3 separate regions of the Homo sapiens genome follow, and all the other regions are linked to region 2. A link is an interaction called in ENCODE POLR2A ChIA-PET data of the cell type or tissue named here. Cell type or tissue: Panc1. All regions are shown on one strand. Links, peaks and the distances in the headings refer to the core of each region. The heading gives the core; the rest is flanking DNA.

What was found. Peaks named below come from ENCODE experiments on the same cell type or tissue, not always from the same donor. Only the 100,000 strongest peaks of a DNase experiment are listed, where the experiment ranks them.
Region 1: POLR2A ChIA-PET joins it to region 2 with 6 read pairs; 9 of 35 experiments call an interaction of 5 or more read pairs at or near these places.
Region 3: POLR2A ChIA-PET joins it to region 2 with 6 read pairs; 6 of 35 experiments call an interaction of 5 or more read pairs at or near these places.

What each region holds. Positions count from the first base shown.
Region 1 is chr18:23,143,081-23,149,940 of GRCh38, forward strand. All of the region lies in intron 1 of CABLES1 (Cdk5 and Abl enzyme substrate 1), which reads left to right. Among named protein-coding and RNA genes, the nearest start is that of CABLES1, 11 kb to the left of the region's middle. RefSeq lists an enhancer at 15-64. In Panc1, for the core only: no CTCF peak of the experiment used is centred there; no DNase peak of the experiment used is centred there; H3K27ac peaks cover 1,841 bases.
Region 2 is chr18:23,380,732-23,389,051 of GRCh38, forward strand. SLC35D4 (solute carrier family 35 member D4) reads right to left here. Exons shown (of 15, transcript NM_032933.6): 5 at 4,259-4,336. Among named protein-coding and RNA genes, the nearest start is that of SLC35D4, 53 kb to the right of the region's middle. RefSeq lists a silencer at 2,894-3,069. In Panc1, for the core only: no CTCF peak of the experiment used is centred there; no DNase peak of the experiment used is centred there; H3K27ac peaks cover 2,421 bases.
Region 3 is chr18:23,212,806-23,219,665 of GRCh38, forward strand. CABLES1 (Cdk5 and Abl enzyme substrate 1) reads left to right here. Exons shown (of 10, transcript NM_001100619.3): 4 at 1,172-1,249. Among named protein-coding and RNA genes, the nearest start is that of CABLES1, 81 kb to the left of the region's middle. In Panc1, for the core only: no CTCF peak of the experiment used is centred there; no DNase peak of the experiment used is centred there.

The DNA.
Region 1 (6,860 bases), core at 1,390-6,389, 240 kb before region 2:
AATAGGCTTCAGCTGAACTGAGCAGAAGTTGACCTAAATGGCCTCAAGGGTTCCCGATCACTTGTGATTTCCTTGTTTCAGTTTCCACTTTTCTGTCATCTAGGGAAGACCTCTGTGCATTTGGGCCCAGAGGACAGGCCAGGTTTTAAATAGGGATTCCTGTGACTCTGGCAATTAACTCCCGCCCTCTGCCTGCCTGTGCTTCCTCTCTTCTTGGCCACAGCTGAATCCCTGACACCTTTATTGCCTCTCTGACTCACCTGGTACATTACACATCTTGTGTTATATAGAGCATGGTACAATTAGCAACAGGAACCTGGCCTCCTAAAGTTTAAAGCTCTGCTGGGTCCTCGTCTGTGAAATGGGAATGATACTACCACCTCCGCCCTGGGCGGGTTTCCCGCTGTATCTTCTCAGCATCACCCTTTCCCCAACTGCCCCTCTGGCTGTTTATAAATAATACTTTCTTGGAAAAACCACACCCACTCGTGCAAGTCTTGCCTTTGGCTGCCTTTGTGCTACAAGGACAGAATCGAGTAGTTGCGACAGAGACCACATGGCCTATTCCCTGGCTTGTCACAGAGTGGTTGTGCTTCCCCCACCCTAGCCCAGTGCTCTGTGCCCAGGAAGTGTGCAGGTCCCCTTGGCCCCTTCCTGCCTGCCTGCACCCTCCTTGCCTTGTTTCACAGCCTGGATAATGTGGTGGCCCGAGGGGCTCCTGGCTTCTGTTTGGACCCCTGTCAATCCCTCCCCCCCTGGGCTGTCAGAGGGACCCTTCTGAAACCCACATCTGATCCTGCCAGTCTTAAATTCCTGGTATTTCAGGCGAGGCAGCTGTTGGCTTGGGTCCTGGTTGCCACTGCAACCTCCCCCGCTCCCACACACCCTCTGAGGCCTGTTGCTGCCATACTGTGTTGTCTTTACAGAGGGCACCCACGCTGCTCCGTGCCCCAGGCTCTGGCACTCTCAGGCTTCTCCTGGGGCAAGGCCTCCCACAAGAGGCCCCTTCCTTCCAGCTCCGTCAGCCACAGAGCCAGCCGCTGCTCTCCCCATGCTCGTACACGCTCCTGGCTGGGCCTCTTCCTTCCCTGTGGATCTGTGCTTCAGCCCTGGTCTGACTGGAGGGCCCCTCCTCCGTGGTCTGGTCAGAGCTTGATGGATTGCCCTGGGGCCAGCTTTTGGTGGAACAGACCACATCTCTCCTCCATAGGGAACACAAATGAAACTCCAATTCCCTAACAGTAAGAGGAGGAAAATTTGATTCTGTTCCCCCACCCCACAACGTTCTAGGTCTTTGTTTTCATCCAGCAGTTGCTCCTGACTCTTAATTTGCTAAAACAATCTGTCATGGGGCTAAGGTGAGACAGATTGTGGAGGCTGCACCACCCAGCCCACCCTACCTGAGCCTGTCTCTCCCACCCTCAGGAGGGAGGTGACTTGTATGGAGTTCTGAGTACCTCTTGTGTGCCACATCCTTCACGTATGTTGTTTTATTTGCGTGGCAGTCTGTGAAACAGGTTGCCTACTTTAGAGCTGAGAAGACTGAGGCTGGATGGTTAAGGAAATTTGTCTAAGGCCACATAGCTGGAATCTAGAGCTAGAATTGAACTTTAGTTTTCCTGGCTTCTAAGCTGGGTTTCTTGCAGACCCTGTAGTGTCTTGGAGCTGACTCCTACCCACTTATTGGAGACGACTGAGGAATCTGAGGTGGTTGCTGAAATCGGTTGTGGTGGGAATATTTACACCACAGGAATCGGCCAATGCTGTAAGTCAAGGTTTTTCTTTTTCCCCTTCCAGAGAGTTGGTTATCAGCATGTGCACCTAAGGCTTTACCACACATCCTTTTTTTTTTTCTTTCTTTTTTTTTTTCTTTGAGACGGAGCCTCACTCTGTTGCCCAGGCTGGAGTACAGTGGCGCAATCTCGGCTCACTGCAACCTCCGCCTCCTGGGTTCAAGCAATTCTCCTGCCTCAGCCTCCCAAGTAGCTGGGATTACAGGTGCCTGCCACCATGCCCAGCTAATTTTTTGTATTTTTAGTAGAGACGGGGTTTCGCCATGTTGGGCAGGCTGGTCTCAAACTCCTGAACTCAGATGATCTGCCTGCTTTGGCCTTCCAAAGTGCTGGGATTACAGGCATGAGCCACCGTGCCTGGCCTAATTTTTGTATTTTTAGTAGAGATGAGGTTTCATCATGTTAGCCAGGCTGGGCTCGATCTCTTGACCTCGTGATCTGCCTGTCTTGACCTTGTGATCCACCCGTCTCGGCCTCCCAAAGTGCTGGGATTACAGGTGTGAGCCACTGTGCCTGGCTCACACATCCTTTTTGTCCTGTTCTCCTCTTTGGGGGCTGTGCAAAATGTCGCTATCAAAGGAAGCATGTTGAAAACCAGAAGTTTTTATAAGAATCTGCTGCTTAACATAATGATGTAAATTTTCCCCAGGGTCACCATTATCCATTTTTTCCACTTTAGAAAAATATCTGTCCCCCTCAAGTTTCAGCCTGTGTACCATTTAAACACCAAACTTTTCACAGATTCTGGGGCTCAGACCACTTAGTATTACATACGGGAATCATGAAATCATTAGCTATTACCCTGTTTTACCAACTGTGTAATGTTGTATTTTTATGTTTGTTTGATTTTGAAAAGCCTCTAAGAACGTATAATTAATTGGAGTTTGCTAGTTTGTCTTTTCCTCTTTGTTTTAGTAGTTTGGATGGCTACGCACTAGATCATATTTAATGAGGTTATCATTCATTGTGGTTTGGGGCTTATTACTGCACATTTGGTCACAGACAAGAGCTTGTAAAGCAGAACGTGCAAATACCAGGGGCTTATGACTTTAGAATATTGTAATGATATGTGTGTGCAAGAGGGACCCAATCTTGTCCCTGGTTTAAAGCACAGGGTATATGTAAATCTAAGTTAGGTTTTACGATAAACAGAAGAAAAACCATTCAACCAGATACTAGTAAAATATTCAAAAATGCCAAAAATGTTTATGTGCCTAGCACGTTGATTTTTATTTTAAAGCACTTTACTCATTGACCAAATTATTTATAAAGCAAAATGTCTACTTCGATAGTTTTAAGAAGGGCTGGGTGGCGGGGTAGAGGAACAAATGTAAGGAGCTGGAAGATATTCAAAGTCTAAAGTTTTTTGCTTAAGGACAAAAACTGGCATGTTAGGGGGACAAACGGTTGATGTGATGTTGAATGGTAGTTCTTTTTTTTTTCTTTTGGAGATGGAGTCTTGCTCTGTCGCCCAGGCTGGAGTGCAATGCCATGATCTTGGCTCACTGCAACCTCTGCCTCCCGGGTTCAAGCGATTGGCCAGGCTTGTCTCGAACTCCTGACTTCAAGTGATCAGCCTGCCTCAGCCTCCCAAAGTGCTAGGATTACAGGCGTGAGCTACCCTGCCCAGCCTGAATGGTAGTTCTTGATGAATTATTTTATTTATTGAGTTGAATAAAGTTTGTTTTTGGAGGGTGAGTAGTGAAGAAGGAAGATGAGATTACAAATGTCTCAATTGTAGGATTCCATTTATCCATCACAAAACGATTGATAGTATTATAAGTTCTGTTTATTTGTTTGATGCTTAACAGCTTAAGAAGTACTTTTTTAAAAATCAAGTAATTTCAGAAAGGCAATGTGGTAGCTGTTTTATGGATTTGAAAGTCACTATGTGGTAGAGCTAGAGTTTTAACATTTACATTTTCTAAGTTGAGAGTTTTCAAAACAAAAACTCTATCGTAGCTGTACCATTTTAAGAAAAACGTAAGAAAGAATCAACTAAGTACTGTAGAATTTTATTCTCCTTCCAGTCTCAAATCTTCTACTTGTGAGTTCGTTAACCAAAATGCTAGGGCCTCATCTGTTTAAGACCTATGGGCTGGAGTCAGTCAAGGTCAGTATGTTAAAGTACAAAGAAATATTGTGCTATAGTTTTGGCAAGCCAGCGCCTTCTCATCAAGCGAGCATGCTGATTTTCACGTGATAACCTCGGGCAGGCCAATAGAACCCTGATTTGGGTCCAGAGTCATGGAAAATTTTCCCAATAACAACAGCTCTCTCCAGATAATATTAATAGCTTGGTATCAGTTCCTCCCGCAGGGAGTAAGCTCCTTCTTCTTCCTGCACCCCTGCCGCTAGGCCTCTGTCTCAGCAAAATGGGTGAGCAGAAGAGTGGAAAGACCAGCTTTGGAGCTCCATAGCTCTGCCGCTTAACGGCACCTTTTGGACAACACGCTTAACCACTCTGAACCTCACGTTCTCACCTGTAGTATGGGGATAAGGACTCCAGTACTTTTGGGGTGTTGCAAATATTAAAATAAGAATGCAGAATGCAACACTAAACACCTAGCAAAGGTTTGGCCCTTAGTGATTGAGCAGGAAAATTGTAGCTGTTATTTCCATTCACAATTGCACTGCACCTTACACTGTCCAAGAAGCCGTTGAGAAATTTGACAAGGTCTGCTCTGATCGTGAGGAGCTGATCCTGAACAGCTACCTTGCTGCATTGTTTTAGTTTCATCAGTAGTAGTGAAATCAGAGCAGCAGAGAGAAACAGTACCCCTCTGTTTGGTGCTGCATTTTGCCCCTGCTTACGCTGGAATCGTGACAATTTCTATTGCCAAAATAAAGCAAGGTAGGGGGAATTCACATGTTCATCCTTGTACCTTTAGAGCAATGAGGCTGTGAGGTGAAGAGCAACAACCGGTTTTGCCCACACCCAGGCCCAGGAAGACGCTGCCCTACTTGGAGGGTCCCGCAGCCCACGTGGGGCACATGCTGGGGGAGGGCTACCTCCAGAGACAATTTGAGAAGACCCAACTTTTGTCACTCGTTATCAGAGCTATAGCCCTCATTCCATGGTCTGCGTGCTGCCTGCTTGGCCTCCTTTTTTTTTTTTTTTTTTTTTTTTTTTTGAGACGGAGTCTCGCTTTGTTGCCCAGGCTGGAGTGCAGCGGCGTGATCTCGGCTTACTGCAGGCTCCGCCTCCTGGATTCACGCCATTCTGCTGCCTCAGCCTCCCGAGTAGCTGGGACTACAGGCGCCCGCCACCATGCCCGGCTAATTTTTTGTATGTTTAGTAGAGACAGGTTTTCACCATGATAGCCAGGGTGGTCTCGATCTCCTGATCTCATGATCCACCCGCCTCAGCCTCCCAAAGTGCTGGGATTACAGGTGTGAGCCACCACGTCTGGCCCGCTTGGCCCCCATTTCTAAGCAGGATACCCTCTCCCGTGTGAGGGCTCCTCAGGGTCTGTGTGGCCATGATGTGGAGTTGAGTTGGGTGCTACGTGGGTGCCTTGGCCTCACCTTTCAGCCCCGTTTCCCCTCTGCACATGGCTTCTACCTCCTCTCCTTGACCCCATGGTTAAACAGAGTTGGGTCTTTGTCCAGGGATCCCATTTGGCATTGGGTCAGCAGGGACTTCTATGTCGATTCTGCACACACATCTGCATGCCAGGCAAGTGTGGCCTTGTTCAGAGATAAATGGGGCCCAGTGCCCATTCCAGAAGAGGACAGCCCAGCACAAGGCAGCTGGACTCTGGGGCAGCCGGACAGGTTAGGGGCCACCATTCCTGCAGTAGGAGCAGTGATTGTCCTGGAGATGCCCTTGAAACTGGGCCTTCAGGTCAGCTGTGACCTCACGGTGGGTGCACTGTGGCAAAGCACATTGGATGCTTGGTTTAAGACGGTGAGTTTAATCCAGAGGAAAACGGGAAGACTTTGAATAGGCACAGGTGTGAGCAGAGCTGGATTTTTCAAAAGTGGTGACAGGTTGAATGGAGGAAGGAAACTATAGCAGTGCTCTTTTTTTGAGATGGAGTCTTGCTCTCTCTGCCCAGGCTGGAGTGCAGTGGCGTGATCTCAGTTTACTGCAACCTCTGCCTCCCAGGTTCAAGCAATCCTCCTGCCTTAGCTTCCTGAGTAGCTGGGACTTCAGGTGTGTGCCACCATGCCCAGATAAATTTTTTTTGTATTTTTAGTAGAGATTGGGTTTTGCCATGTTGTCCAGGCTGGTCCCCAACTCCTGATCTCAGGTGATCCACCTGCCTCAGCCTCCCAAAGTGCTGGGATTGCAGAGGTGAGCCACTGCGCCTGGCCTCATGCTTTTTGTTTTTAACCCCTTTGGCATCCTAATTGTCTCTTCAGATAAATCAACCTGTACTCATCCAAAATTTTTACTTTTAGGAAGTTTGTCTACTTTTTTTTGAGATGGAGTCTCGCTGTTGCCCAGGCTGCAGTGCAGTACTACAATCTTGGCTCACTGCAGCCTCTGCCTCCAGGGCTTGAGCCACCTTCCCACCTCAGCCTCCTCAGTACTTGGGACCCACAGGTATGTGCCACCTTGCCAGTAAATTTTTGTATTTTTAGTGGAGACAGGGTTTCACCATGTTGCCTAGGCTGGTCTCGAACTACTGAGCTCAAGCAGTGTACCCACCTCAGTCTCCCAAGGTGCTGGGATTATAGGAGTGAGTCACTGTGCCCAGCCATGGAATTTTTGGAAAAAAAAGCTAAACTCTATCCTGGATACGTCTGTTTTTGTTTGATTCTTTGGCGTGTTAGCCCAGTAGTTTTCAGAATGTGCTCTCTGGACCAGCGGCGGCCAGGAACTTGTTAGAAACACGATCCCCAGGCCCAGCCTCAGACCCACTGGGTCAGAAGCTCTGGGGCGGGGCCCAGCAATCTATTTCAACAAGGCCCCAACTTGCGCCTGTCGCCCGTTCAGGCTTGGGAGCAGCCACTGTGGACAAAGCCTTGTGTACCTCCAGCTTTACTGGACCTTCTGGAAGATGTGAACAGTGTCTAGTGCTCCAGAAAAGATTTTATTTATTCTAGCACAAATGGACA
Region 2 (8,320 bases), core at 1,784-6,783:
GGTAGTTAGATTAATTCCTCGAGCCACGTATTGCCTTACAGTCAAACTGTGTGTGTGTGTGTGTATGTGTGCATGAGTGTGTGTGTGTGTGCATGAATACACAAAGGCCTTGTTGTGGATGGTGAAAATGAACTCTACAGCTCCAGATAGTTTATTTTCATAATCTGAGAATGAAGTCACAAGGAGGTCAACTTTTACTCTCCAAAAATGATTCTAGTAAAATCTACACATAGTAGACAAAATAGCCCTCATGGTAACATTTAACAGTCTGTGAGGTGGCGTGCAAGTGTGTTCCTTATGATAAGGGATGACTTCATCAAGGCTCCTAGCTGTATCATCAGAAATGTAAGTCTCATCAAGAACATATTACAGCAGCATCATAGAGCAGATTTTAACGCTAAATTGCTAAAAACCACCTACAATTCTACAAATAGGGAACAGCCAACTCATGCTTCAACCAATGTGGAATGATAGCCTTAATAGGGATTCCTGACAAACTGTTAAATGGAAAAACAGGATGTTTCTTACCGTTCGTGTAAATACATCTATATATGTGCATGGGAAAAAAGTCTGAAAGAATAGAGTGGTTTCCTCAGGGAAGTAGAAACAGTTGATTTTTGGGTTTTTAGAGTCAGGGTCTCACTGTTGCTCAGGCTGAGGTGCAGTGGCACAATCATGGCTCACTGCAGCCTCGAACTCCTGGCCTCAAGTGATCCTCCTGCCTTGGCCTCCCAAAGCTTTTTGATTACAGGCATGAGCAACTGTGCCCGGCCTCCATCTGTATTTTCTACAACATCTTAAATCTTCTTAGATTTATAAAGGAAAGAAAGGTTTGTTTTAATAACAACAACAACAACAACAACAACAAATTACCCACTCACTTTTTTTCTAGTTTGCCCTGACAAGAAATGATGTTTTGTGTTAGTGATGAAATGGAGTCGAAGATGCAAACACTTATGGTGTTCATTCAGTTATTTCCAAGGACAGGGCCTCTCAGCCAGACATCTGCCCTCATCTCTAGAATGGAAGAGGTCCCCTGCTAGAGGGAAACATCCCTGAAGGACTTTCTAACCCTCAGTCCTACCGTCACCCTCATCTACAGGCTCTGGCCTGCTCATCAGGAAGCAAAACCCTGTGGAGATGCCTTGATCTTATCCAGGTAAATCTTCATTTCTAAATTCATAAGAAAGTAAATCTTCCTTTCTAAATTCATAAGAAAGTATCCCAGCCAGGTGCAGTGGCTCATGCCTGTAATCCCAGCACTTTGGGAGGCTGAGGTGGGCGGATCATGAGGTCAGGAGTTCAAGACCAGTCTGGCTAACATGGTGAAACCCCCATCTCTACTAAAAATACAAAAAATTAGCTGGGCATGGTGGCGGGCACCTGTAATCCCAGCTACTCGGGAGGCTGAGGCAGGAGAATCGCTTGAACCCGGGCAGCGTAGGTTACAGTGAGCCAAGATCACACCACTGCACTCCAGCCCAGGTGACAGTGTGAGACTCAGTCTCAAAAAAAAAAAAAAAAAAAGAAAGAAAGGATCCCTTTGGAGAATATGAGTTTTTTTTTTTAATTTGGACAGGTCAGGTTCCCAGAGCTAAGCCACTCTCAGGGAAGTTCTGCTCCTGAATCTCAGTGACCATTTAGTGACTCTTTAGCTCAGTCCCAGTTCTGGAGGCTGAGCCCAGAGCTCTGAGGAGAACCACCACGTGGTTCCTGCCATTGGAAGACTCAGGGAAGCAGGCCTGAGACACGGGGAAAATCATGCTGTATCTCACTGATCCTAAGACACCAATGATTGTAAAACTTCCACTTATTTTATGTATTAGGGAGAAAGAAAAAAAAATTACACCATGACACATCATTGATTGTAAGAGCCTTCCTACTGTAGATATTCAATTAAAATGTGAAAGAAAAGAAGCACATGTTAGAACTGACGGACTATGGAAACTGCACGATGGTGTTGTAAGTAAAATGTCAGAGAAAGGTGTCCATCCAGGGAACCCTCCAACTGCACAGAGATCAGCCCAAGTGCCGAGAGGCCTCCACCTCCCAGCTTTGGCCGTGGGACTGCCAAATAGAAAATGACAACTGTCTAAGCCCAGGGCTGCTCACTCCAGGCCCTGCCTAAGGGCTCAGGGGATCGAGCTCTTTTTCCTCAGTCCCAGCAAGGCAGCCTGGAGAAGATGAGGACTGAACTAGGGCGGCAGCAGCTGTGAGGGTAGAGGAGGCACAGACTTGGTAATAGGCTGGATGTGGTGGGGAGGGGATACTGGGGAGTCCAAGGGGCCTCCAGGGTTTCTGACTTCGGTGATGATGACCAGGATTGGGGCTACCAAGTGAGAAGCAGGTCTGGAGAAACAGATCAGTTCCATTTCAGATGTCCGGGGAGAACCATAGGACAGCAAGCCCCAGGGCTCTGCAGGGGAGCTGAGCTCAGCAGGAGGTATGGGCTGGAGATGGAGATTTGGGGGTCCTCTGTGAGCAGCAGGTGGCTGGCACAATGGGTGTGGATGAGATTTTCCAGAAAGTATGTGGCATGAGGACAGAGGCTCCTAAGAAACAGCCCAGGGAAACCCTGAAGAGGCAGACAAAGGAAAAGGAAGAGAAAGATGGATGAAGGAAAAGCCCAAGACACAGGAAGGGAACCAAGCAGGGAGGGGGCATGAAGGCCACGGGGGCCTGGAGAGGCCAGAGGAGAAAGCGGGGGGAATGGTGGAAACAGACACGATGAGTCGCACAGACGAAGCCACCAGTGCCTTCAGCCAGGACAGTTTCAGGGGAACGGCGGGGGCAGAAGCAGGAGCAGCAGAAGGTGACAGGGACAAGAGGGCATGGACAACACCAAGCCCAGCCCTGAGGCCTGTGGCATGGGAGGGGAGAGAAGGGATGAGGCAGAGTGGGAGGTGCACGGGCAAGGCAGCTTGAGATTTTCCCGTGCGAGGGATGGTTTTGTAAACACACCCTTCCAGGGCTGGGTGAAGTGAGTCTCTTCTGTCTCTCATTGTCACATGGGAAGGAGAGCCCATCCTCTCCTTGGTGCAATGACAACACCAAGGCATGTTTATGGGCCCAGGGAAATAAGCCAGTGACGAGGGAGAGGCTGACAGTGTAGAAGAGAGGAGAGATAATTGACAGGGCCACCTCCAAGGAGCGGCAGGATGATGGGGGGAGATCGGGTATGGTCATGGCCTCCTTTCCTGCACACCTGTAAAAAGCATGTGGCCTGAGGTGACCAGCTGGCCTCTCTATAGTTTAAAAGTTCCAAAAATTGGGGGGGGGGGGTGTGATGTTTTACACCTGTAATCCCAATGCTTTAGAAGGCTGAGGCAGGAGGATCCTTTAAGCCTAGGAGCTCGAGAATAGCCTGGACAACATAGCAAGACCCTATCTCTATAAATAAAAATTAAAAAGTAGCCAGGTGCAGTGGCTTGTGCCTGTAGTCTCAGCTGCTCAGGAGGCTGGGCCAGAAAGATCACCTGAGCCCAGTAATTTGAGGCTGCAGGGAACTATTACTGTGCCATTGTACTCCAGCCTGGGCGACAGAGCAAGACCCTGTCTCTAAAAATAAAAATAAATTAAAATGTTCCAAAAATTGGTATGAAATCAAATAGCAAATGCCAGAAGAAAAAAAAAACTCCAAAAAGAAAGACCAATTTAAAACCACCTCTGATAACATTACTAATTGTTCCTGATGTGCAGAGCACCTACTGCATGCAGGAAATGGCTGGAAGCAGTTACTTAACAGTGATAGTTGCTGTGTTCTTCGAAAAAGTCTTGAACAAGCTGGTGTCATTATTACCACCTTGCACAGATGGAGGCCTGGAAGGTGAAGGAGCTTGTTCTAGCTGGTATGAGGTATAGCTGATATTGGAGAGAAAAGCAAATTTCCCTGGGGTGGGCTAGTGCCGCGGCACCCTGTGTAAAACTCTGCTACGCCTTGTCCTGTGGTGCTGGATTGGCCGGGGGTAGGAATGCTTCCCCAGCAGGCCCACAGCAAACTCCTCTTTGTCTCCTGAGGGTCTGGGTCAGCCTGGCCTGGATCTGAGTTCAGTTCATATCAACAATATTCCCACATATGTCTGGTGAATTGCAGCAAAGTCAAAACTGTGTCCCATGGTATCATTGATCACTATCAGGTAATCTTGCCTGGAGATTGGTGGCAGGAAGAGGCAGACACTAATTTGGGCCATAAAAAGAAGAGTACTTCTTTGAAATCTAAAACAAGGAAGTAACACTAGCATTTTGCATGATCGTTTACCTCTTTCTGAAAACACTTCTGGTACCCACAGATGATAACTTCAGCTACATTATGCAAAGTGAGAAACACAGGAATGGCCTGAAAGAAAACAGAATAAAAAACATGAAAATATTTTCTTCGATCTCATAATCATATGGTTCTTGATTTTTTGCTTAAAAATAAAGAGCTGTGGAAACTTTTGGCATCCACATATATAATCACTCCAGCAAAGACTTCTACATGGATTAGCGCTCTTTGCTGCAGTATTTCTCTGTAGGTGGATGTAGAGGTTCCCCTCCTACGGGCATTCTCATCAACAAACATTTAAGTCTCCTGTGTGTCAGGCACTGCATCCGGTACAGAGAACACATCCCATGACAAGGTAAACATGCCCCCTCAGGCGAGAGCTCAGATGGGGCAAAAGTGCACCCCGCCCGGCACACGCAGAGCAAGCTTTCTTAGAGGAAGTGAAGTCCAAGAGGACTTGGACTACAAAGTGAAGTGAAGGAATGAGAACTGAACGATGAACTGGCATGGGCCAAACAAAAAGCAGGGAGGTGGCAAAGTGGCCCAGGCAGAGGGGCACACCAAGATCCAGAGGAGAGAGCGGATCCATCTTCTCCGGGGAATGGGAAGAAGTGGGGCATGGGTGGAACATAATGAGGAAGGGGGACGTGAGGGACAGGAAGGTAGAGAGGTATTCACAGGCCACACTGGGAAACAGGATGGTTCTGAGGGACCCAGGAACCAGTGAAGAGTTTTAAAGCTGACCATAACACGATCTGCATGTTTAGAGGAACTTGGGCTGCAGGGTGGAAGACAGGAGGCAGAGAGGGCTGCAAAAGTCTAGGGGCGCCATAGGATGAAAAATGGCCCCCTAAGGCCGGGCGTGGTGGCTCACACCTGTAATCCCAGCACTTTGGGAGGCCGAGAAGAGTGAATCACGAGGTCAGGAGATCGAGCCCATCCTGGCTAACATGGTGAAATCCCGTCTCTACTAAAAATACAAAAAAAATTAGCCGAGCATGGTGGCAGTTGCCTGTAGTCCCAGCTACTTGGGAGGCTGAGGCAGGAGAATGGCATGAACCCAGGAGGCAGAACTTGCAGTGAGCTGAGATCGCACTCCAGCCTGGGTGACAGAGCGAGACTCTGTCTCAAAAAAAAAAAAAAAAAAAAAAAGAAAGAAAAATGGTCCCCTAAAAGACATCCACATTCCAATCCCTGGAACCTGTAAATGTTGTCTGCTATGGCAACAAAGGATCTTTGCAAATGTGAGTAAATTGAAGATCTTGAGACAGGAGATTATCCTGGATTATTGGGTGGGCCCTAAATGCAGTCACACATATCCTTATAAGAGGAGGCAGGTTGACATGCACAGAGAAGGGGCAATGTGACCACAGAGGCAGAGACTGGAGTGATGCAGCCACAAGCTGGGCAATGCCGTGGCCACCAGAAGCTGAAAGAGGCCAGGAACAGATTATCCCCTAGAGGCTCAGGACCGGGCCCAGCCCTGCCCACACCTTGATTTCAAACTTCTGGCCTCCAGAACTATGAAGGATACATTTCTGTTGTTTTAAGTCACCCAAGTATGTGGTAATTTATTACAGTAGCCACAGGAAATGAACACAAGGAAGGACAGGATGGTGACCTGAACTTGGTACTGGCAGCGAAGATGGAGGAAAGGGGCCACATCAAAGAAATATTTAGGAGACTGAACTGAAGTAAATATTTGAATAACTGGATAAACTCTCACCAAAAAAAAAAAAAAAAAAAGGAGAAAATATAAAAAATGTAACAGTGCATTATTAGGATATACTGGTACCTACTGCACATTTCCCATTGCTGGGACATTTGTTAAGAGTGGCATACTCTCCTAATGGATAGGTAGCCTTGACAAGGTGAGGGGGGAGAATGAGGAGGAGAGGAATTCTGTTGCCTTGTTTTTCATTTTTGTTTTTTGAGACAGAGTCTCGCTCTGCCGCCTGGGCTGGAGCGCAGTGGTGCCATCTCGGCTCACTGCAACCTCCACCTCCTGGGTTCAAGCAATTCTCCTGCCTTAGCCTCCCAAGTAGCTGGGACTATAGGCACCTGCAACCACGCCCGGTTAATTTTTGTATTTTTTTAGTAGAATCGGGGTTTCACCATGTTGGCCAGGCTGGTCTCGAACTCCTGGCCTCAAGTGATCCACCTGCCTTGGCCTCCAAAGTGCTGGGATTACAGGTGTGAGCCACTGCCCCTGGCCTGTTGTCTTTATTGTTGATAATGATAATGATGCTTCCTGGAAGGCAGAAAATGAAAATAAGAGCATAGGTTTTGTCATCACTCTGGGCTCCAGCTCCACCACCTGCTAGTGGGGCAAGGTCTGCATCCAAACTTTTGTTTCCTCCCCTGTAAAGCAGGGATAACAATACCCCATAGCCTGGAGCTGCCAAGAGGAACGACCCAAATACTATAGGTTAAGGACCTTGATGAGTGGCTCAGCAGCACTGCACAAAGGGTGTCAATAACATTAACTGGTAGCCCCGCCCTCAGCAGCCTCTGCAGAGGACCAACCTGGGTAAACTGCTCCAGTTTAGAGGACCTGCTTCAAAATTATGCCGCTTGCCTACTTTCAGATGAATTTATTCTTTATCTTTACGGAGGACATATTTTTACCTTGTTTTTAAAACTTCTATAGCTTTATATAGCTGTGCCATTTTAGTAATCTGTTCTAACTCGCACTGTTTCATTTCTGAGTTCTTGCCTTACATTTTTCTTACCTTTTTAAAAAAACATTTTCTATTTTTATCTTTCATTAAAAGTTCAACTCAAATTGTTTTTTTCTTTTAAAATAGAACTATTTTAGCTTCTATTTTTTCATTTATCTTTGTGTTTCTTTTTATTCCTCTTAAATTTTTAGATTTTAACTTATTTTTCATGTTTGTTAAGATTATTAAAGAGATTACATATTTTAAAGTTGGCTTTCTCCATTAGGCCCATGTTTGGCAAACTTGGGCCCTGGCCTTCCAATTCTTGGCTTGAAAGGACAGCAAAAAAAATCTTGGACAGGTTAATCACATGACACATGGAAGCTAATATTAAAGTGGGGGCTGGATCTTACTGAATTAAGACCTTATGTAAATGTTTTTTGCCTCCTTGGCTATAAAATCAGTAATGAGGTCAGATAATTCTAGACCCAACTTTAGACTTCGACAAGGCTTAATTTTCTCAATTTTAGGACCTGCAGGCTGTTTTCTCAATCTTCCTAGGCCCTTACTCTGATCAGATTCTGGAAAAGGATCTATTTATACATGTAGAATTAATTTTAAAGTACACTAACAATAGCCACCAACAATGTGTTAAACATAGTGCTAAGTATTTTATGTGTATTCTCTTATTTAAACCTCCTCCCAGCACCTCTCTTACCAGATGCTATTACCCTGATTTTATAAACAATGAAAATGGGGCTGAGAAAGACTGGCCACTTGCTCGAGTATTCACAGCTGGTTCAGTGGCAAAGCCATGACCCCAATCCAGGCCTGTCTAACAGCAAAGCCCACACCTTCTAGCCTTGGAGTTGTGACGCACAAATTATGTCAAGCCACAGTGAAAACTTCCGGGACCTCCAATTGTCCAAAGTTCAATATGACTGGTGTGTTCCAAATCCTGGCCATTTGCTTCTCCAGTAATAAACCTGCTGATATGGTTTGGCTCTGTGTCCCCACCCAAATCTTATGTCGAATTGTAATTCCCAATTTTGGGAGAAAGAACAGGTGGGAGATGATTAAATCATGGGGGTGGATGTCCCCCTTGCTGTTCTTATGATAGTGGTTCTCATAAGATCTGGTTGTTTAAAAGTGTGCGGCCCTTCTCCCTTCATTCTCTCCTGCTCCGCCATGGTAAGAGGTGCTTGCTTCCCCTTCACCTTCCACCATGATTGTAAGTTTCTTGAGGCCTTCCAGCCATGCTTCCTGTACAGCCTGCAGAACTGTGAGTCAATTAAACATCTTTTCTTCATAAATTACCCAGTCAAGTAGTTCTTTTTTTTTTTTTTTTTTTTGAGTTGGAGTCTTGCTCTGTCACCCAGGCCAGAGTGCAGTGGCG
Region 3 (6,860 bases), core at 1,390-6,389, 170 kb before region 2:
CACTCCGTGGAGGGGGTACTTCTGAGCTACGTTTGGAAGAATAAATAGGAGTTCATTGGGTGTTTCAAGGTGGGGCATATAGGCAGAAGAAATAGCATGCAAAGAACACAAGTATAAAACAGCAGGATAGGATTTTTTGTTAAGGTGGGGGTGCTGTAAGTACTTCAGCACGGGTAGAACGGTAAAATCAGGGAAATTCTGTGGGTGTTGAAACTGGAGAGACAGAAAGCAGGAGACACAGGGCCTGGTTTGCCGTGCCAGGGAACCGGACTACATCCCAGGACGATTTAATTTCATAGTGTTACAACAAAGTTGAAATCTCCAAACCCTGATGCATGTAGTAGTAGAACCATTTTCCCTGGTCTTATGGTTGTCGAAAGAAAGGATGACAAAAGTAAATAAGCTTCCCCATATGATGTGATATTGACTTTGTGCTACAAAGAATGTTGTTTTTAAATCTCTTCCACTCATTTCTCCAGTTTTTCATCAGCAGTTCCCTTTGGCAAAAGTTATTCTCAGATGCCAGGATAAGTGCTTTTGAGGGTTTTTGTTTTTGTTTTAATGTTTTTTTTTAAGTGGCTTTTGATTGCATAAGACCATCATGTAGAGCTGTTTCCAGTAGTATCTTTATAGCAGGAATGGAGGCTAAGACTGATTATGTAATTGTTCCCTTAATCTATTCTCAGAACCTAACATGTTGCCAGCAGATGAAAAACCTAATGATCATAATGGCCTCTGAGTGTCTTTCCTGCTCATAGTTTCTGGTGCTATTGCTCTCACATTGTTTACTGCAAAATAGAAATCAATGGTTTAAATGTGGCATGACTGCTCACCCAGCCCTGGCCACCCTGGACTCAGATCTGTCTGCTCCCTCTTGCATGTGCAGCCCACAGCAAGCAGGTCTTGCAGGAGAAGGGGTGCAGGTGTACTCATTAGTGACCCTTGCTGGTGTCTCACATGTTAATATTGGGATGAGGAGAGGCAGCCCACTTCTGCCACGCTGGGGTTGCATTTTGCAAGGAGAGCAGAATACCATCTGCCAGAGGAGGTGGTGGGAGCGTGCAAATACTGCTATGAATGCCATGAATGCTTAATTGCTATAGATTTTGTTTTTTAGTTTGATTCTTTGCATTTAGTGTGTTTGTTGTTTGTTCTTCTTTTTATTTTTTAGAATAGTCCTTATCAGTGGCAGAAGATCCTTCTGTAGTATATTTTCAGTGCTGCCGTATCGCGACAGTACCCAAGTCGGGTATGTATATGCATGCATGCTTTGTAGTTCTCTGGGTGAAAAGATCTCACACCAATGTACATAATGTGGCCATCCTTTCCATTTTCAAGAAGTTGCCTTGCTTTGATACTGCAAATTCAGTATTTGTACACTGGAATGATAAAAAGATGTTCCACTTTCTTTTCAGCCAGAAAGCTTCCTCGTTGTGTGTGTGCGTGTGTGTCCCATCCTATTGCCTGTTCTTTCTAAATCTACATTTTGTTACCTTATCCAATACTTGCTTTAGCAAGAACATTATGGGGCCCACCATATTCCACAGGGCCATGCCAACCTTTGGAAAAAAGGTAGGTCAAGGAAGAAATCAGAACAAACCCTGTGACCATTCCACCTCCTTGCATCTTGGGCTTGGGTTTGGAAACTGACCAGCAAGCTGGAGCTGCCACCACAGAGAAACATCAAAGCAAAAGGGTTCCAGGACCAGAGATTAGGTAACTAGCTACAGGCCAGAGGAATGCTTCCCTCTCTAGATCAACAAGCCCCTCCTTTCACTCTGAAAAAAAGTAAGTACCTGAGGGTCCGTCCTTGCAAAGCCTCCGCTCTTCATCGCCATCCCTGAACACCGTGTTCCTTCCTCCTTGTGCTCCTTTTGCCTTTTCATGCATCCGGTGTCTGTCATCAGGCTGCCACCGGTATCGAAGTCAGGACAGTTCACTGCGTAAGAAGTCAAGCATCATGGGATGTTGGCTGTGGCGTCTGGTCATTGTGCCAGCCACACCACAGACATGTGACCACTGTCCCAAGGAGGGCCGTATGGCCACTGGTGCTGATTCGCCATGTGTTCATCTTCCACCATCTCCGTGAGCTCTACCCCAGGCCTTCCTGCTCACCATGACCTCCCCTTTCCCCTGTAGATGTGCTAGACTTACGGCCTATTCGATTCACCAAGGTCCTTAGCTGCACTCTTCATTGTCAGCTCCATGGGACAGAAAACACATCTATATTCATGGAATCCTGACTCAGTCATTGATGAGATGTGTGCCTTAAGGAGCGATAATCATGGCACTGTTTGTTAGGCACACACTTTGAGCTCGTCTTTTTCATTATTTACATCCTTACAGCCAAACCTTGCAAAGTAGGTGTTCTAGAAAAAGTAGCAGCAAATCCTGCAGCTCGGAGGTTTAAGGACCATCTAGTGGCCAGTGGGCTGCCCAGAGAGATGTTTTCGGGCAGCTCTCTTTGACTGACCTACCTGCTGTGGCCCCGGGTCTGGCTACATTGGAAGAGCAGGCTCATTCCTTGACAAAATTAGCTCATACCAGCTCATAGACCTGGTGTGACCCCAGAGGCCAGTTAATTCATCTTATTACAAGTAGTAGCCGAAGGGCCCAGAATGTTTGAGTGTGACCAGCCTGGGCATACACCTCCAGGGTGTCTGTATTATCAGTAGCAGGCTCTTTGCCAGCAGGTCCTCTCTTGGCCAGAGCTTGGATGGTACTGTGACATCAGCCTCGTTTCTCTGGGTTTCCCTGGCTGACCTCTCTGATTGACACATTCTTTCCTTAGCTCCATCTCATTCATTCATTTATTGAGTGCTTGTCATGTGACCAGGTGCCCGGGACAAAGGCAGAGAAGGATGGATTGGGTTCGTGTGCCCCTGAACAGCTTAGCAGGGGAGACACATTAAAATTACACACACAATTAACTACAACTTTTTTTTTCTTTTTTTCTTTTTTTTTTTGAGACAGAGTCTTGCTCTGTCACTCAGGCTGGAGTGCAGTGGTGCGATCTCGGCTCACTGCAAGCTCCGCCTCCCGGGTTCACGCCATTCTCCTGTCTCTGCCTCCTGAGTAGCTGGGACTGCAGGCGCCTGCCACCATGCCAGGCTAAATTTTTTGTATTTTTAGTAGAGACGGGGTTTCACCATGTTAGCCAGGATGGTCTTGATCTCCTGACCTCGTGATCTGCCCGCCTCGGCCTCCCAAAGTGCTGGGATTACAGGCGTGAGCCACCACGCCCGGCCAACTACAACTTTTAATACATGCTGGAGATACCCAGTCAAGCAATCCTTGAATCTTCCTGGCTGAAGACTCATTCTGTTTCTTTAATTTGGCTTCTCCACACTTGTCTTTGAAGTGTCCATATTCGTTTTATTCCCCAAGGTCTGGGGTAGGGTAGCCCTCACTGTGGTACCCAAGTGCTCATCCCCATTTTGTAGATGACATCACTGATCCATCCTTAAGAGTTGAAATCTCAAACATCAACTTTGGGCCAGAATGGGGGTTTAATCCCCAGTCTGTTCAGCCGTAAGTTTTTCCATGACCCACACTGGCAGACAGGCAAGATAAGTTCTGTATCTGCAGAAACCTTGCTGCGAAATGGAGCTTTTCTGGTATCTGCCTCCCAGAGGTTAACTGTAGCTCCCAGGAGTGAGTGGATCCAAGGTTTCCAGCATGGCACGTGGCATGCAGAGAAGTGCTAGGGCCCACTCAGCAAGGACCCCATATTTCTGACAGTAAAAAAGAATCATTGTGAAGAACTTGGGAGATTTAGAATTTTTATTACTTATTAGCTTCTGTGAGCTTCCATTGGCTCCTCTGTAGAATGGGGAAGTTTCTACCTCACACCATTAACTTGAAGATAACGACATTTCTGCAAAGCCATTAGGAAGCTGTTTTAACTTAAATTACCCAGGAAGAGGGCACTCAGACCATCTCCACTGGACATCCTTGTGGATATGCGTGGCCCTCCACTCTTCAACATCTCAGGGAAATGCTAGGTGGCAGCCAGTTGGTGCTAGGAAACAGTGTCTGTTCATGCCTGGGTCTCCTTCTTGCTGCTTGGGAAGGCCTCCTGTGTTGCAGAAAGGGCCACTGCATAGGATATTCAGCAGATTTGGCTGCTGTGTTGGCCCTGGACAGAGAAGCAAAATGAGTGTGTGGGATCCCACCTTTTACATCCTAGGTGTGAACAGATTCAAATCCACTATTCCTCCAGATTTTATAGATGAGGAAACCAAGGTGCACAAGAGGGATTTTTTTGTTTTGTTTTTTGTTTTTGTTTGTTTTTGAGACAGGATTTTGCTTTGTTGCCCAGGCTGGAATGCAGTGGCACAAACATGGCTCGCTGCAGTCTCGAACTCCTACGCTCGAGCCATCCACCTGCCTCAGTCTCCCAAGTAGCTAGGACTACAGTCGCGCGCCACCACACCCAGCTAATTTTTAAAATTTTTAGTAGAGATGAGATCTCGCCATGTTGCCCAGACTGGTCTCAAACTCCTGGACTCAAGTGATCCTCCTGCCTCGGCCTCCTAAAGTGTTGGGATTACAGGTGTAAGCCACTGTACCCAGCTAGAAGAGGATTTTTTTCTATAACAAAAAAATCTTCAGGTCCTTTGTCAGACCTAACAGAAAAGAACATGTTCGTTTCTGCAGCACAGTCTACCTCTGTACTCACCCAAGAAACACTGAGCACAATTCCAAATATTGTGATGTAGCAGCAGGATTAAGAAGCAGAATGCTTTTTAAACTTTTCAATGAGCAGACATTGTATTTATAAACAACCCACTTAACCATAATTATGATTTTTAAATTTTTTTTTACTAATTGGGAAACAACTATGCTCAAATTAAAATGTACTAGTAAGTATATGCTAGTAAAAGTTTACTAGTAAATATACGAATAAATATATACACACACATATTTTAAACAACTTCAGTTCATGTACATATTAACTAATGCCTTTCCACAGTGGAAAATTCCTTTACTTTTACGCTGAAGTTCTTTTTGTGACTGGGACGTAAGTCATAGAATTTCAGGGGTGGAAAGGCCTTCCTGCTTCGCAGCTGAGGCACAGTGGGGCGAAGCTCACCCACAGCCCCACACCTGGCAGAGTCAGCAACACCGGAATTTGGGACCCGGGCTGCCCCAGCCTGCCGGGCCATGCTTTCTGGCCTCCATGTTTCCATTGTACTCATGCACATGGACCCAGCCACATGGGCCTGATTATTCCAAACAAGCACAACACCCCCGCCACCCCACCGATTAAGGGGCTAATGTGCAGCTCCAACTTCATCACAAGAAAGTTCTAAAAACAGGAATCTCGTAGTTCGTCTGCTGGGTACTTGAGCCTCCTTCCCATGGAAAGCATCTGTCGGGGTGGCCTGAACTTTCTGGGTTTGTTTTCTGGCCACTTGTGCTGCACTCAAGCTTCCCAGCCCTGCCTCCCACATCCTCACTTGCCCTGCCTCCCGCATCCTCACTTGCCCTGCCTCCCGCATCCTCACTTGCCCTGCCTCCCGCATCCTCACTTGCCCTGCCTCCCGCATCCTCACTTGCCCTGGCTCCCGCATCCTCACTTGCCCTGGTTCCCGCATCCTCACTTGCCCTGCCTCCCGCATCCTCACTTGCCCTGCCTCCCGCATCCTCACTTGCCCTGCCTCCCGCATCCTCACTTGCCCTGCCTCCCGCATCCTCACTTGCCCTGCCTCCCGCATCCTCACTTGCCCTGGCTCCCGCATCCTCACTTGCCCTGCCTCCCGCATCCTCACTTGCCCTGCCTCCCGCATCCTCACTTGCCCTGGCTCCCGCATCCTCACTTGCCCTGCCTCCCGCATCCTCACTTGCCCTGGCTCCCGCATCCTCACTTGCCCTGCCTCCCACCATGGCCTCCACATTTTGTTCTTGGCTTTAACTTGAACACTGATTGTGGATTCTGACATTAGTTGATCAAAGCAGACAGACCAACCTTAGGAGGGCTTTCTATAATACTACCTATTCATTCATTCTTTTATGCATTAGGTCACTTGTTCTGCTCCCAGCGAATTAAGGCCCTGATGGAGGCTGGGGAAGGGGTGGGGAGGAATGAGTTACCAATCCCAAGACAATGGAGGGTGGGCAGGGAGGCACTGGAGAACACTGGAGCTGCCCACAAATCCTGACCAACACCCACAATTATAGTAAATGTACAGTGTTAAGTAAAAGCAGGGTGTTTGCTATGTAAAATTTCTTTATCCCCACCCCCCCGCAAGTGCCTTGCCATACCAGCATGCCACCTATGTGGAGGTTTAGGGGCTACCATTGTACAGCAGAATTCACTCACCTGCAGCCTGGTGAGCACCTACTGTGTGCTGGGCACTGCCATCCTGCCTTGGGTACACTGGTGAAAGAGAAAATGTCTCTCTGTGTGTGGAGCCTACTCTCCGTGCCATCCCTCTGGTCCTCTGTCTGAGTAGGAGACGGGAATAAGCTAGTAAACCAATCATCAAACAAAATAGCAAAAACATTGAGTCCTAAGCAATGTCTGATTAGAGCAGAGGAAGGAGTTGGGTGAATTCAGATGGCAGGATCCGATGTAGTGCCCAGCGAAGGCGATTCTTCAGTTAGACTTGGAAGTGTGAGACCTTAGAGACATGAGAAAGGATATTGCATCCTCAGCGTTGACTTCTGAGGATGCCAGCGGATGATCCAGCTCCTCGTGAACTCTCAGGCAGGGCCTGCCCTGTTGAGAGATTTAGTGATGCCTTATTCAAGCTGGAGTCCCATTTCCCAGCCACACTCAGCATCCAGACCACTGTAGTGAGGGGCAGGGGAGAGGGCTGGGGACAGGAGTGAGCTCTGACATATGGGCCCATCAC